Regions from separate parts of the Homo sapiens genome. Here region 2 is linked to region 1. A link is a loop called in an ENCODE intact Hi-C map of the cell type or tissue named here. Cell type or tissue: PC-9. All regions are shown on one strand.

What was found. A loop is a pair of places that touch in the nucleus more often than their neighbours do. Peaks named below come from ENCODE experiments on the same cell type or tissue, not always from the same donor. Only the 100,000 strongest peaks of a DNase experiment are listed, where the experiment ranks them.
Region 2: it touches region 1 in a loop (7-fold over the local background); 34 of 110 quality-filtered maps call a loop at or near these places.

What each region holds. Positions count from the first base shown.
Region 1 is chr5:36,741,582-36,749,581 of GRCh38, reverse strand. No RefSeq gene overlaps it. Among named protein-coding and RNA genes, the nearest start is that of SLC1A3-AS1, 20 kb to the right of the region's middle. RefSeq lists a silencer at 4,775-4,864. In PC-9, CTCF peaks have their summits at 4,604 and 4,804; DNase peaks (open chromatin) are centred at 4,231, 4,801 and 5,131; H3K4me3 peaks cover 2,494 bases; H3K27ac peaks cover 1,971 bases.
Region 2 is chr5:36,940,637-36,948,636 of GRCh38, reverse strand. All of the region lies in intron 1 of NIPBL (NIPBL cohesin loading factor), which reads right to left. Among named protein-coding and RNA genes, the nearest start is that of NIPBL, 68 kb to the right of the region's middle. In PC-9, a CTCF peak has its summit at 3,817 (motif pointing right); a DNase peak (open chromatin) is centred at 3,836.

The DNA of each region.
Region 1 (8,000 bases):
GAGGCTGGTTCTCTTGGTCCAGGAGGAAGGGTGCATGTATGTTTCTTGGTGGGCTCTGTAGAAGCCTCTGTATATTCTGTGACTCAAATGTCCACTTTTTGTGCAATTTCACTTGTCTTGGGTACCAGAAGCTCCCATGGGGAGAGGAAGGAAAAGCCACAGAACTCCTCATTGGAGGATCTCAACCATTTCTTTAAATTATCCTTTCCTAGTTGTCTGCTTATATGGATTGGGGGAAAGGAGAGAAATGGGGTAGAGATAATGTGTTTGCAGAACTCTTTCATCCTTCTCTTAAGACACCAAGCAGATGTCTTGCCTCTAGTTGTATTCAGCTGTCTTTAGTATGTCGGGTGCTTAACATCCTTAGTTTGGGGTCCTAATTGCTAAATCCATTGCAATGGGAAAAGTCCTACTCAATATCATGTTATTTAAGTGTTTTGAGTTGGTTTCCTCAAAAGTAGATCCTGAGACAAGGAGTTTGAAAAGTGATTCCAGGAAACATAGTGGGTAAATGAGGCAAGGAGGGGAGGAGAACCAGTAAAGGGTGTATGGGGGAGAGCAATAGCACAGAGGACAATTGGGACCCAGTCCCTCTGGGAGCCCGCTGAAAGACTGTATAATGCAAGTCAGAATTATCCTATTACAGTGTCACAAGGGGAGAGAAAAGTCGACGATTTACTGACTCCCATTTTTCACTGGCTTTGGGTCTGGGGCATTTGCTCCCTGGCATTTCTGGCCTAACTCTCCTGTGGAGACAAGCAGAGGGTCTTCACATAGGGGGGCCATCAGTGAGCGTAGAAGGAACCACTGAAGCTCAGTGATTTCGAGGGTAAGCTGAGGGCCTGTGCCAGTGGACTGAGAGCATGTGCTACAGAAGGACAAAAGACAGGACGGCAGGGTCTTCTGTCAGGTTGTTTTCTCTTTCAAATTCACTTGGTGTTTCTTACTCTCAGCCCACTGGTTACAAGCATGGGCTTGTAACCCAGGTCTCTAAATCCTGGCCCTGTACTTGAGCCCATTAGCTCTGCGTGATCATGGGAAAATGACCGAACTTCTGTCATTTGTTCCTCATCTGTATCATGGGGGTAGTGACAGCACCTCCCTCTAAGGGTTAGTGTAAAGACTAGTCAGTAGGATTGTGCCTGGCATGTAGTGAGTACTCAATAAATATTAGCTGTGGTTATTATAGTGGACGGGGAAGCGTTATTGAACTAGAAGTTCTTGCCTTTTAGAAACTTTCATTTTATTTTATTTATTTTTTTAATTTTATTATTATTATACTTTAAGTTTTAGGGTACATGTGCACAATGTGCAGACTTGTTACATATGTATACACGTGCCATGTTGGTGTGCTGCACCCATCGACTCGTCATTTAGCATTAGGTATATCTCCTCCCCACTCCCCGCACCCCACAACAGTCCCCGGTGTGTGATGTTCCCCTTCCTGTGTCCATGTGTTCTTATTGTTCAATTCCTACCTATGAGTGAGAACATGCGGTGTTTGGTTTTTTGTCCTTGTGATAGTTTGCTGAGAATGATGGTTTCCAGTTTCATCCATGTCCCTACAAAGTACATGAACTCATCATTTTTTATGGCTGCATAGTATTCCATGGTGTATATGTGCTACATTTTCTTAATCCAGTCTATCATTGTTGGACATTTGGGTTGGTTCCAAGTCTTTGCTATTGTGAATAGTGCTGCAATAAACATACGTGTGCATGTGTCTTTATAGCAGCATGATTTATAATCCTTTGGGTATATAGCCAGTAATGGGATGGCTGGGTCAAATGGTATTTCTAGTTCTAGATCCCTGAGGAATCACCACACTGACTTCCACAATGGTTGAACTAGTTTACAATCCCACCAACAGTGCAAAAGTGTTCCTATTTCTCCACATCCTCTCCAGCACCTGTTGTTTCCTGACTTTTTAATGATCACCATTCTAACTGGTGTGAGATGGTATCTCATTGTGGTTTTGATTTGCATTTCTCTGATGGCCAGTGATGATGAGCATTTTTTCATGTGTTTTTTGGCTGCATAAATGTCTTCTTTTGAGAAGTGTCTGTTCATATCCTTCACCCACTTTTTGATGGGGTTGTTTGTTTTTTTCTTATAAATTTGTTTGAGTTCATTGTAGGTTCTGGGTATTAGCCCTTTGTCAGATGAGTAGGTTGCAAAAATTTTCTCCCATTCTGTAGGTTGCCTGTTCACTCTGATGGTGAAACTTTTATTTTAAAAATAGCAATTATATTCTAGATTGGGTTCTCAACCTTTTGTTCTGCTTTTTTACTGTTCACATTCAAAAGTGACAGTTCTCATTCACTAAACATTGTTAAACGCATGTCCTTCCCCACTCCCTCCTGCAACCCTTTCCCTCTAGAATCCTTGTTTGCCTTCCATTGTCTTACCAGACCTGATTGTCTCCAGCAAGGATAAAGCATGAGGGAACACTTCAAATTGTGTGTTAAATATTGTTGGAAATAGCATGTACAGGTAGTAATGTCATAGTGTGACAGAGTGATAATCTCTTCTTGGTTATGTCCTCAAGCACCAATTCAATTTGGCTCAACTCAAAATATTCATTGAGCACCTGCTGTTCTCCATGATCTGTCTTAGGCATTTGGGACATAACAGAGACAAAGAACAGAAAAAAATGCCTGCAATGTTTTGTTAACCTTAGCCCCTTTAGATGGAACAAATGAATTTTAAAAATTGTAATCATCCTTCTGATAGGGTGAGATGAGGGATGCTCCACCTTGCTTTTCACTGGTACTCACTATGTACAACTCACATGATTAAGTGCCTAGGTAAGGAACCTTGAGTACTTGACAGAATAAATTGAAGTGACTCCAGGCCATTGAGTGAAAGCTCAGTTTGAAAATGTTTAGCTTGCAGATCAATAACTCATGAGAAAGAAACAGCTTTGAAAAAGTTACAGTCTGTGATCTATGAGGGCATTGTGCCCTGGGAGGACTTAATGGACATGTAGGAGGTATGTTGGGTTATTCTGACTGGGAAGACTTCACAGGATTCTTTAAGTAGCTCTGCTGGGCCTCTCTGGGCTTCTAGAACCATCATGTTCAAATGGGAGCCATGTACCTATGATGAATACATACGTAATGTTTTAAAAGACATGTGAAATGGACTCTTGGTTATTGGTAATACATTTTAATTTTGGAACAGATATATGCTGGTTTGGTCTAAAACACAAAATTCTTTCCAGGAGAATGCGTTGTAATGGGCTGTAGCTATTGATTCAATAAATATTGATCCCTACTGTGTCAGAATATATATTCTGTCTCTATATACTTATAGACATATATGTATATGTATGAATCTGTATAGAGAGAGAATACATAAAAAATTGGTAGTAGATACTTAATACAGTGAATTTACTAAACATGCAGCACATACTGTTTACGTTGCTTCTATGATAGTCATTTCTGCCTTGTATATTCTTACCTTGTAGAGTTACATCATTCTTCTTGTTTGGATTTGGGTTCCCCATCTAGTCTCTGAGCTTTCCTGGGTTGGACTGTATAGTCCTGCTGGCTGTGCCTCTCCCCACTCTACCCCTTAGCAGTAATTAGCAGAGAGCTACTACTAAGCATCAAACGGGGCAGACATTTAGCTGAGAGCAGTTACAGTTCTCTAAAAGCCACTGCCTGTTCTGCAATTTTCTAAGGTAGTGTGTTGACACGATGGGAAATTGATAGAAAGACGTTAGAAGAAAGTATAATATGTCATAAGGCAGTCAGTGCTTCCTAAACTTTAACGTGTCTGCAGATCACCTGAGGATCTTGTTAAAGGGCAGATTCTGCCTCACTGGGTCTCCGGCAGGGCCCGTGAATCTCCATGTAACAAGTTCCCCAGTGAAGCCACGGACTAAACTCGGCAGGAGCAAGGGTATGTGTAAGGGCAGCATTGGAAATCAGACCTTTCAAAGGTAAAGAACTCAGGACGCACCCCTGCCCCAACCCTGGCTGCCCACCCCAAGCTGGGCCACCTGGGATGGCACCTGGCTGGCCCCTGAGTACTGTGTGCGTGCGGGACCCACAAGGGCCCGGCCCCTCTCCCTTCCCCCATTGCCCCAGAACCTGCCGGCTGAGCCTGAGTCGGAGCGCAGCCAGGTGAGGTGGGACGTCTCCACCCGCTCCCCCTGAGACCTGGCAGACCGGTTTTACCTGTCCTGGTCCGGAGGAGGCTCCCGACTCCACTGCAGACAATCCCTCCTCCTCCTCCCCGCCACCGTTCTAGTCGACTACTCTCTTCGTTTTGCTACCTGACACTCCCAAAGCCGCAGAAAGCAAATCCCCAGCACAGCAGCTGGTCGAGCACGGGCTCCAGCGACGTGTGTGAAACTGTTCAACCCAAAACACAAACACCAGCCACTGACATGTTTTAAGAAACGCTACAGTTGGATGACTGCGGAACCAAAACAGACCAAATGGGAGGCAAGAAGGGAAAGCAATTGGCCCAGTTCGGTTGTAGCAGCGGCTCGTGTTACACTCCCTTTGCCAGTTAGCGTCGTGGGCGTTTGTTGCTGTGTTAATTACAGTTCCTCCCGGAGTCGGAGGCGAGAACAGCCCTTGTGGAACAGTTTCAAGTGGAACGTTCCACCAGGAAGAAAACAACTGCCTTCCTCCCCAGCTGGGGAGGGATTCCGCCAGCCGCACTCGGGCAGCCCTGCGGTGCGCGCGGACACCTGCGAGCCGGGCACCCTCGCGCCCCTGCAGCGCGGCTGGAACTGGGACGCCGGGCTGGGGGCCGTGCCCAGGGGCCAGCTGCCGGGACGAAATAAAGCCTTGTTGGCTCCCCCTGAGGGACATGCCTGGCACAGCAGGCAGAGCGCACTTTTCAGTTTTCCTGTTTTCTCTAGAGTTCCTGGGAGCTCCCGGGAAGCAGCGGGGCGCGGGAGGAAGATTGTTTTATCTTCGGATGGGCGGGATGAGAATGGGCGCCAGGGATTCAGAACCAATCAGGGACAAACTTGAGACGGCGCAGCAGGGTGGAAAGTCCACGGTTGGACTTGATCCGGTTCCATATCCTACCTCTGCCTCTGATCAAGTGTGTGACTTTGGGCAAGTTGTTCCCAAGTTGCCCAAAGTCGTTCCACTTTTCTGAGCACCGTAGTCTCACACCTACCTCAAAAGATAGGGAAGAGGTCATACACCTATGTGGCATTGGCTACGTTACCGGGACCCTTCTAAACATATGATCCTCGCAGCAACTTTATAAAGAAGTACTTTTTAAATTGCCATTTCACTGGATCTGTTCTGGGTGATAGTTAGTCGTCATCAGAAATGTGATACTGTGGACGGAAGCATAAGGTTGTCCTCCCCTAGTAACAGTGATCTGTATCTCAGGAGGCTCCCTGTGGTGGGGAGTCTGGTGTCCAGAGCAGGGCTTGTGGGAGAGGGAGATGGAAGGGCTGAGTCCTAGAGATGTTAATGAATGTGCCCACGGTCACACAAGCTGATGAGTGGTAGGGCCAGGATTGGAAACAAAGTGGTCTAGTTCCAAAGTCCATGCTGTAAGCACAGCACTAAACTGCACGTTAAATGATAATGTGTATGTAAAGCACCTGAAGAATAGCAGGGAGGTTGGTGGTTTTTATTGTTTCCATTATTACAGACACATAAACATCAAACTAATCCGAACTAGCAAGGAAAGTGGCAGAGCTGTGAGGGTCCAGGTGATTAAGGAAAATCCATCAAAGGCAGCTGGACAGGAAATGAGAAATAGGAATGTGGATCTCAGCTCTAACTCCATCAATGTAGTCATGCCACCATGCAAGGTGTATCCGCAGCCTAGACGTGGTTAAAGATCCTAGAAAATCAATTAGGCCAAGCCACAGGGTGAGGATGGCTCAGCAAGAAGGGTATGAGTCTATGAGTCTACACCAGTCTCCTGTTACCAACCTGTTCTCTATCAGCTACTTAGTCCAAAAATTCTGAACTGTTAGTTTTTCTACTATTTCAAAAAATACATTTGTCTGCAGTGCTATTTGGGCTTCTTAAGAGTAAAATTCTTGGAATCAACTCAAAAACTGCAATCTAAAAACCACGGTGTGCACTAGAAACTGCCATTTATGCACACTTATGGGCTGGCACAGACACCTAAAATAATATATGGGAAGTGCTTCAGAATGAAAGCTCTGGGTAATGATATTTTAAAAGGATACCATACATGTTTTGATTGGAATGATAATCTTCCTGGGAGAATTTTGTCATGAATGTGTGACTTTTGCTCACAGTTTCATGTCCTTCTTGGTAAAGCTATTTTCAGAATAGCACAGGGACAGGGTAGAAAAGGATCAGCCCAGGAAACAGGTGAGAGTGGTACAGTTTCTGCCTATGAAGAATTGCCATGGAGGTGGAAGGCAGGTTTTTGGGTTCTACAGAGAGCTGCCTACTGATTTTTCACCAGGGCAATGCCCATTCATCAGGATAATCCAGGGCTAGCTGTGAATTTTTGCACATGGAATTAGCTTCCTATTGCTGCTGTAACAGATGACCACAAATCTGGTGGCTTAAAACAACCAAATTTATCATCTTACACTTCAGTATGGTAGAAATCTGACAAAAATATGTCTCGCTGGGTGGTAATGAATGTGTCAGGCTGCAGGACTGTGCCCCTTTCTGCAGGATCCAGGGGCAAATCCATTTCCTTTCTTCTCCAGCTTCCAGAGGCTTCCAGATTCTTCGGCTTATGGGCCCTTCCTCCATCTTTGAAGTCAGCAAGGCAGAGGCAGGCATTGCATCACTCCTGAGTCTCTCTTATGCTTCCCTCATCTTCTTTTAAGGACCCTTATGATTATGTTGGGCCCTCCCAGAGACTGCAGTATAACCTCCCTATTTTAAGGTCCTCTGATTAGCAAACTTAATTCCATCTGCAACCTAAATCCCCCTTTGCAATGTAATGTAATAGATTCACAGGCTCTGAGAATCAGGATGTGGACATCTTTGGGGGCCATTGTTCTGCCTGCCACACACCCCAAATGCTCTGGTAACAGGGATAGCCTTAATTCACAAACATATGCTCAGCACTTATTCTCTGAAAGGCACTTACTCTGTGAAAGGTACTATTAGAAGGGGCTTCTGGGTCATGCAGACCTGTGTGTGAATCCTAGCTCTGTCATTTACTAGTTATGTCATTTTAGGAGAGTTATTTAGCCTTTCCAACCTACAATCTCCTCATCTGTATAATGGAGATAATAATAGTACCTACCTTATTGAATTGTTGTTTGCATTAAATGAAATAATGCTGGAAAACACTTAACACAGTGCCTGGCATGTGATCAATATTCAATGAGTGTTTTGGTTATTATTAAGTATCACGGGTTTTGCATTGTGTCTGCCCTTGAGGAGCCTGGGGAGGAAGGCGTACTCACACACGTAGTTGCGGGGTAAGATGACACACAGAAATAGATATGAAAAAAATATAAGAAAAATATCACACTGAAGTGCTAAATGGGTAAGTGCTGTTGAGAGAAGTAGGAAAAGATATTTTTAACAATCAAGAAAGGTCAGGAATGGAGGAGGCACTATTGATGGGATGGGAACTAGAAGACAGGTTGAATTTAGAAAGGCAGAGGAGAAAATGTTGGGCACATGAGCATCTACGTGGCATATTACAAGGAGGCCGTAAATAAGAAGATTGACTTATTCTTTTGTGGAATGGAAGGTTTGTGTAGGGGTTTTGTTCATTCGTTTCCACTTTTCCCCAGAATGTTTAGGGGAAGAGTAGGCTGTCAGACTAGAAGGGACCAGACTGATAGAGGCCTAGAATACTAGGTTGTATTGTTAAAAGTTTTTCCAGTAATAATGGGGAGACATGGAAGGTTTTAGAGCAGAGGTAGTTTTAATAGCAGTGTTTAGAAAGATTACTCCAGGAGTAGTAGATGTAGATGAATTGGTGGTGAAAGAGCCTGGAGGCATGAGGCCTGTTAGGAGATATTTTCAGTGGTCTGGATAATAATGACCAGAGGAGATGTAGTA
Region 2 (8,000 bases), 200 kb before region 1:
CAATGACATTTTAGCAAATGAATCTTACCAAGCACAAACCCCTTATTTTCTCCATCTTTGAATACACTAAAAATGAGCTAAATACATGATGGATGTAAGATACGATTCTGGTAACTTTTCTCATAATAACTATTCAATCTGTCTTAGCAATTTAATAAATTGCTTTAAACTCTACTTTGTGTTGTTTTCCAGAAAAATCTGCTTCATCTTGTCTTCAACATAACTAAAGCATTTTCCTTTTACTATGCTTAATAGTTAACAGTTTAAAATGCTGTATCAGGTTACATAACAGTTCATTCAAACCTGTAAGTACCTCCTGAGTTATAAGTGGCACCCAACACAACATACTATTTCTAAAATATTTAGTCCTTCATGAGGCATCCAATTAATATTTATCTTATGTTACTGTGTCAGACACTATGTATGCTAGGCAAGCAAAGTACAATGGTTAACAAGATGGAACATCCTCTGCCCTTTAAAATTTGAGTTTGGCCACAAGAATGTGGTAAAGGGGGGTACATATTTCAGAGGGAGAAAAGAGAAAGAATCATTGAATTAAAGCCTGAACCAACTTTACAGTGATGATTCTATATTTTAATCTCTCAGCAAATTGGCACTAAAATAAAGAAGAATGGCAAAGATTCTTAAAATTCATGAAAAGATATTAAAGATATATTGCTAACTGAAAATATCAGTGTGCACATCATAAGCTCATCAACCAAGCTAAATACTTTTGCTTAAAACACATTTTCATAAAAATGATGGTCTAGGCATGAAAAAAAAGAACATTATTAAACCTTTAACAATGATTAGGGGTCGGGTATATGCTGAGATGCTGGGGAATTCTTATTTTGGTGGTATTTCTATCTGTACTCCTTGGACTTTTATTATGATTAGAATATTACTTTATGATTCAGGAAAATACTAATATAAACTATGATAAAATAAAAAAATTAGTAAGTCTCCTGTTGCTGCTATATGTACATAGATTTCTCTGAATATTTAAATAATTACCTATGTTAAGCATCTTCTATGAAGTATACTGAGCTAGGTGCTAAAGACTAATATAATATGCAAGGTATATTCATAAACACTTTAGACAGAGCATATGGCCAGAAAAGTCAATTGGAGCCTGCAAGGGAGTTTCTTACATAATGTTGATATCTTTTTCCACATCCTTAAGCTTTCAGTTAAGACTAATTTAATAGTGATAAGGAAGATAGGGTGGGGGAGAAAGAGACAGAGGATGGAAGCAGAAAGTTCTGTTAGAATACTGCAGTACTTACATGTAACCATGGTGTGATTTTGGACTTGTTCAGATTAAAATGCCAGTGTAATATCTAGTTGGAGATGTCTAAAGCAGGAAGTTGGAAATTCACAATCTGACAAAAGTAGTCTGAACTATAGCTATAGTTATGGAAGCCACTTATTGAGGGTTGATAACAGTTACATTATAATAGATCAGATAGGCAAGAAATAAAGTAATGCTGTAGGGGAAATTTTTTTTGGCACTTCTTATGTGTCAGATATTTATATATTCCTTTCCTTAATCATTCCAATATCAAAGGATTGTAAAGATTATCACTATTTCACAGATGCAAAAATTAAGTTTCAGGGCGTAAATACTCTCTCTACAGCTAAACAGGCAGCATGCAGCAGAAATAGGATTTGAACTCAGGTGTTTCTAATCAAATCTTATATTCTTATGTTTGCCTAAAGGACATAAAACTGAGAAACATCTACACTGCTATGGAAAAAAGATAAACCTACAGCAAACAGTAAAAGTTCTTCAAAGAACATAAGTGTCTGTTCAAGGTCTCTGAGCTAGTAATTCACTAGCCAAGACTAGAATATAAGTGTTTGATCTCTAGGTCAGTATTCTTTAAACTATATTGTCACCTTGTGTGATTATAACATTATTTTGAATAAACTGAAATTTCATATATGTGGAATATTTAGCTAATTAACACCTTTGCTAATGTTAATTTTTTTGGTGGTGGGGGAAAGGCTTAAAACTAAGTACATATATGTGTGTGTATATATATACATATACACACACACAGACACATGCATATATATACACACACACACACTGTTTTTGAGCAAGAAAAATTTAATATATAGAATTATTAAGTAGTAAAAAAATGGTTAACTAGAAGGTATAAAAAGGATTCTACAAAATACAGGAATGGCAAATACAGGAAACAGCTACCATCCACATGTTTAAGGGAGGAAAATATCTGAGGAAAATAAGAATTTGGAAAAGCATACTCATCTCACAAGGCTGAGATTCAGACCTTGTTATAGTGTGGCTGCAGCCCAGCCTGTTGGGCAACAGAAAGTCTGCTGGAGTCTTGGTGGGCCAGAAAACTAAGGGTAAATCTGTTAACATACTATGCTAAGAACTAAGGTCAGACCTTAGAATTGCCCTGCCACCACTTGGAGAGATGATTGAAAGCTTTAGTAAAAGAGGAGCAAGATTTCTGGGGGGAGAATGAAAAGGTTCTCCTTGCCCTTTGCTCAGCCTTCTCACATTAAAGAATTTTTTAAAAAGTTTAAACTAGTATATTTTTATTGTCCTGGTTTATATTACATTTAACATTATAAAACACCTAAAATCCTTTTAGGAAATAGGTGGGATATAAATGCTAAATAGCTACACAGGTTAAGTAAATAAATAAATAAATCTATGTGGTACTACTTACTATTTTAAATAGGTCAGTGAGTCCCTAGAGAGTGGCACCTCTCCAGCAGAATCCTTTCACTTCAGTCAAGCCACCTTCAGATTCCTTTTCCCTGCCTGCTATTCAAGAACAGATTTTTCACATGCTATTTAAGATACTTCTGAAAGGATCTTCCTCAAATCCTACCTCAAAAACAAAAAGTTCCCAATAAGCTGCACTGTAAAAATTCTCACTTTCTTTAAAACATTTCTGCTTTTCTAAAGTTTCAAATTACTTCCAATAAATTTTTAAAATGCAAAATAAAGCAAAGTTCTAAAACTCTCTTCAGACACTTGCTTTGCTTCTGGAACCCTGAGCTCTCTGCAGCCACCGCTGGATACCAATAATGTATATGCGTGTCCCAATAGTGTAGCTATATCACATATTTATAACGTGTATTAGAAGGATATATTTACACTACTGAGTACTATTATGCAGAGAAAGAAAAGTTACCACTAAGTAAATAAAGTTGAGATTTAGGGTTTCTCAAAAGCAGTTTATAAAATATGTGTATGTTTGCTGAGAAATAAAACAATAAGCAAAACTATACACATCTATGAACTGACTTTAATAAAACTTCACATAACTTTAAATAGTCCCAGTTTGTTATACAGTTAAATGGATTTGCAGAGGCCTGTAGTTAGTTATGCAAAGTTTAATTGTACCAAACTACACAAAACTACAAACTACCTCAGGAAAAAAATAGTCCTGTGTCCTGGAATTTGATTATTAAAAATTTATTTTTACATAGAGGCTACGGAGGAAATTTCCAAGCGCGTCTATGAATTGTTTGGATTCCTAGTCCACTCCCAACACACCAAAACAAAATTTATTTCTCATCTTCTTTTATATTGCAAAAGAAATAGCCTGTCTCCAAGTCCCTTATATAGGTTGAAACTGTTAAAAGACTGTTTCATACACAATTGTATTAGAAATGCAAAATCAAACAATGACTGTTTATTTCCAAATGAGGTTTAGGTTTTAAAGAACTTAACATTAAGATCTAGATCTCAACGTTTGACCAAAACATATGTGATGATATACAATTAATTTAGTCTGCAATATACAAGGAAAAGGCTTTTATGTGAAAATTACTGAATAGTCCACAAGAGGGCACACTTTCAACTTATGTAAATAAGTGAGAAAATTAAAAATTCAGCTTTGGTTTTTTTTTTACTAGCACATCAAAGATTGGCCAGATTCTTCTGAATTGATTATTCAACAATATTAGAAAGCAAAAGATCCTGAAGTGTGTGGTTTTTTGTTTAAATACTGAAATGGAAACTTTTTGAGATGTACATGTGAAATATAAGAAAAATTTGTGAACAAGACTTCTATATTAATATTAAATTATAAAAGTATGTAATAGTCTTTGCCATTTTGGTTCTGTTAGCCATTTGGAATCTGGCTGCCTTAAGAATCTTTTCAAGAAACTCTGGCTACTTTGATTTTTGATCTTCAGTTCTTCAAGACAATCTAGTACGAAAACATGGAATATGCTTCAGATACTTTAGGAAACTCTCCCAATAGGTAAGATCATTAATAAAGCACATGAAAGAGCAATCAAGAAAAGGTATACGTGGAAGAGATGCAAAAAATCATGGATCACTTATGTGTCATCTGCATACTGATCTCTATCCTGCTCTAACTCATTCAAAAATACCGTTTCAGCAATTCTCCTCTCTCCTGCATCATCAATTTTTCCACATATTGAATAATTCCAATCAGCATAAAACATATATATGCAAATAATTGTCCCTACTTCCAATAAAAACAAAACACAAAAAAACCCCACCATTTATCTTGACCCCTATGATCTCTCTCCAACAATGGCTTAATTTTTCTGTTCCCTTTCACAGCAAAATTCCCTCAGTTGTTTATATTCATCCCTAATTCTTCTCCTACTTTCTCTTGGAACCCACAACCATATGTGTTTTTATTCTCCATTCCACCAAATATCTTGCCACAGTTAGCAATTACATTAAAATTGCTAGATTCAGTGGGCAAGCCTCTCACCTCATATGATTTGACCTAGAAATCAACAAAGTTGATCATTCTCTCCTCCTTGAATAATTCTTTGTCTTCCAGAACAACACATTCTCCTAGTTTTTCTGCTGACTAAACTGGCCACTCCAGGATCCTCTTCTGGTTCTTTTTATCTTCCTCTCCGTACTCTACTGTTGAACTCATTCAGTGGCATGATTTTAAAATAGTGCTTCTGTGCTTCTGGCTCCCAAATTTGTATCTCTAAATCTGACTTTTCTCCCATATACTAGACTCATATCCAATTATCTAATCAATATCTCTGCTTTAGTACAAATTTATTCCCTCTTCCCAAACTGTTCTGATGCTAGGGTTTTTTTTTTATAGTTACATATGGATTTTAGAATCATCTTGTCAGTTTCTACAAAGCTGCTTGGAATATGATAGATATAGCATTCAATCTATGTAACAATTTGAGAACTGATAACCATATTGAGCATTATGATCTACAAACAATTTATATGTCTCCACTAATTTAGATATTCTTTAATTTCACTCAGCAATGTTTACTAGTTTTTGGTCTACGGTGCTTTCACATACTTTTTCAGATTCATTCCTAAGTAGTTCACATTTTTGATGTTATTATAATTGACAAATTTTTGATTTCCAATTGTTAATTGTTAGGATGCAGAAATACAATAGAATATTGTATATTAATTCTGTATCCCGAAAGCTTACTAAACCTTACTTATTAATTCTGGGATCTTTTTTGTACAGTTGGCCTTCCGTATTCACAGGTTCCACATCCATGGATTCAACAAATTGTGGACTGAAAATATTTGAGAAAAAACAATATGACAATAAAAAATACAACAAAAATTTGAAGTTACAATATAACAACTATATAGTTTTCTGTAATAGAAGGGTTTTTTTTTAACTAAAGATTACTGCGGAAAATTTTTTGTTAGGTACAAAATACTACAGTCTCACAGTGAGGTTAGCAAGAATTAAAACTTTTTTTCAGTCCTACTACTGCTAAACCATGTTTCCCTTGCGCTGTATTTGTGCAATTGGTTTCAAAAACTCAGAAAACAGTTCAAGAGAACCAAATATAACCACTAAATAATATAACTAATGAATGTGAAAAAAGATACTGGAATAGCTTTTTAGGGAGGATAATTTTTTTTTTTTTTTTTGAGACAGAGTCTGTCACCCAGGCTGAAGTGCAGTGGTGCGATCTCGGCTCATTACAGCCTCTGCCTCCAAGGTTCATGTGATTCTCGTGCCTCAGCCCCCCAAGTAGCTGGGGCTACAGGTGTGCACCACCACCCCCCAGCTAATTTTTTTATTTTTAGTAGAGATGGGGTTTCACCATCTTGGCCAGACTGGTCTCGAACTCCTGACCTCAAGTGATCTGCCTGCTTTGGCCTCCCAAAGTGCTGGATTTCAAGGCGTTAGCCACCGCACCTGGCCTTTTTTTTTTTTTTTTTTTTTTTTTAAAGACAGAGTCTCACTCTGTCACCCAGGCTGGCATGCAGTGGCACGATCTTAGCTCACTGCAACCTCCGACTCCTGGGTTCAAGCCATTCTTGTGCCTCAGTCTCCTGAGTAGCTCGGATTACAGGCATTCACCACCCCACCTGGCTAATTTTTGTATTTTTAGTAGAGACGGGCTTTACCATGTTGGCCAGGCTGGTCTCAAACTCCTGACCTGAGGTGATCCGCCCCACTCCGCCTCCCAAAGAGCTGGGATTATAGGCATGAGCCACTGCACCTGGCCAGGGAAAATAAATTTTTAAAAAGTCAACTTAGACCAATAAAAAACAGCTTTTTACTAAGGATCTAAGTTTTTAAATTATTTTAAATAGTTCGATTTACAGAAAAAGAAGCTATCAATGGAGAAAAGTGACTTGTGACTCATTACCTACAGCAACCTTTCTATGATTTCCACTGGACCCCTGCACTACATGACAAGTATACAAATTAAGGATGATGTAAATTAGGGATGTATTTTTTTCTAAATTAATATACTCATGGTCAATGAACTAATCATAACATGTAAGTTTTGATAACATCAAATACTATATCCTTTCTGTACATAAACTTTTAAAAATTTAGTTCTGTAATATCAATTTTTCATTAGAAAAATAATTTTTTAAATTTTAAGTGAGATTTCTGATTTATTTAATAATAGAGTTCCACAAAAGTAAACTTACTGTGAAACACAGATTATTAAAAAGAAAATGTAGTAGCCATATATCCCAGAGTAGAAGGCTAATGGAAACAGAATCAAATGACCATGTGTTATAGCATAATTTCTCAGATAATGATTCCAAACAGCAAAAACACCTGAACAAACTCTTTAATTAAACCTGAAACTCTCCAAACAGCATTTTTGGTGGTTTTTTTTTTTTTTTTGGTTCTGGGTTTTGAACGTCTTAGGATATTAACTCAATAGTGATTCCCCTTGTCCATAACATGTGATAGCTGATTGATTTTTTTTAAAGTACCTAAAGAAGATAATTAGGAAGAAAAGCTTTCTTATGTTACAGGAGACTTTTATTGTTGTTTAAGAAAGTGAAGTAAAATTGGGGGGTATAGAAAAGAGGGATATAGAAAGATCGGTTTCTAAAATTATGTTTTAACACAATTAATTATGACATATAAACACAAAAGCAAAACTAGACTTAAAAAGGAAACACAACACTTTCAATTAGAATACTGAATTGCCTGAACTTGAAGGAGTAGTTTAATCTCTCTTTACCTATGTTTTCTTATCCCTGGGAGATGAAACTTATTAAGTGATTAATTTCTTTCTTTTTGATTATCTGGTTTCCTGAATTTTTTTAAAAAAGTAAACCTTTATGTATTCACTATCATGCACTTAATACCTAACACCTACAATAGGGACAACCAGCAGTTGTTGAGGATACAGTGGTAAACCAAATAGACATATCCTCACAGACCTTAGAGTCCAGTAGGGGTGATGAATAATCACTACGAAACATATAATTACATATTTGTGATAAATTCCATAACAGTAACAACAACATTTGATGATACTAACATAGTGCTTAACATATGCCTAGCATTGTTATCTAAGGGATTTATATATTTTAATTCATTTAATCCTTATCTTATGAATTAGGTACTACTTTTATGTTCATTTTAAGACAATAATTACAGAGGCACATAAAGATTAAGTAACTTGCCCAAGTCTGATTCCAGAATCCCCACTCTTAACATTCCAGAGTCCTAGCTGTTTTTTATATGAAAAACAAAACAAAACAAAGT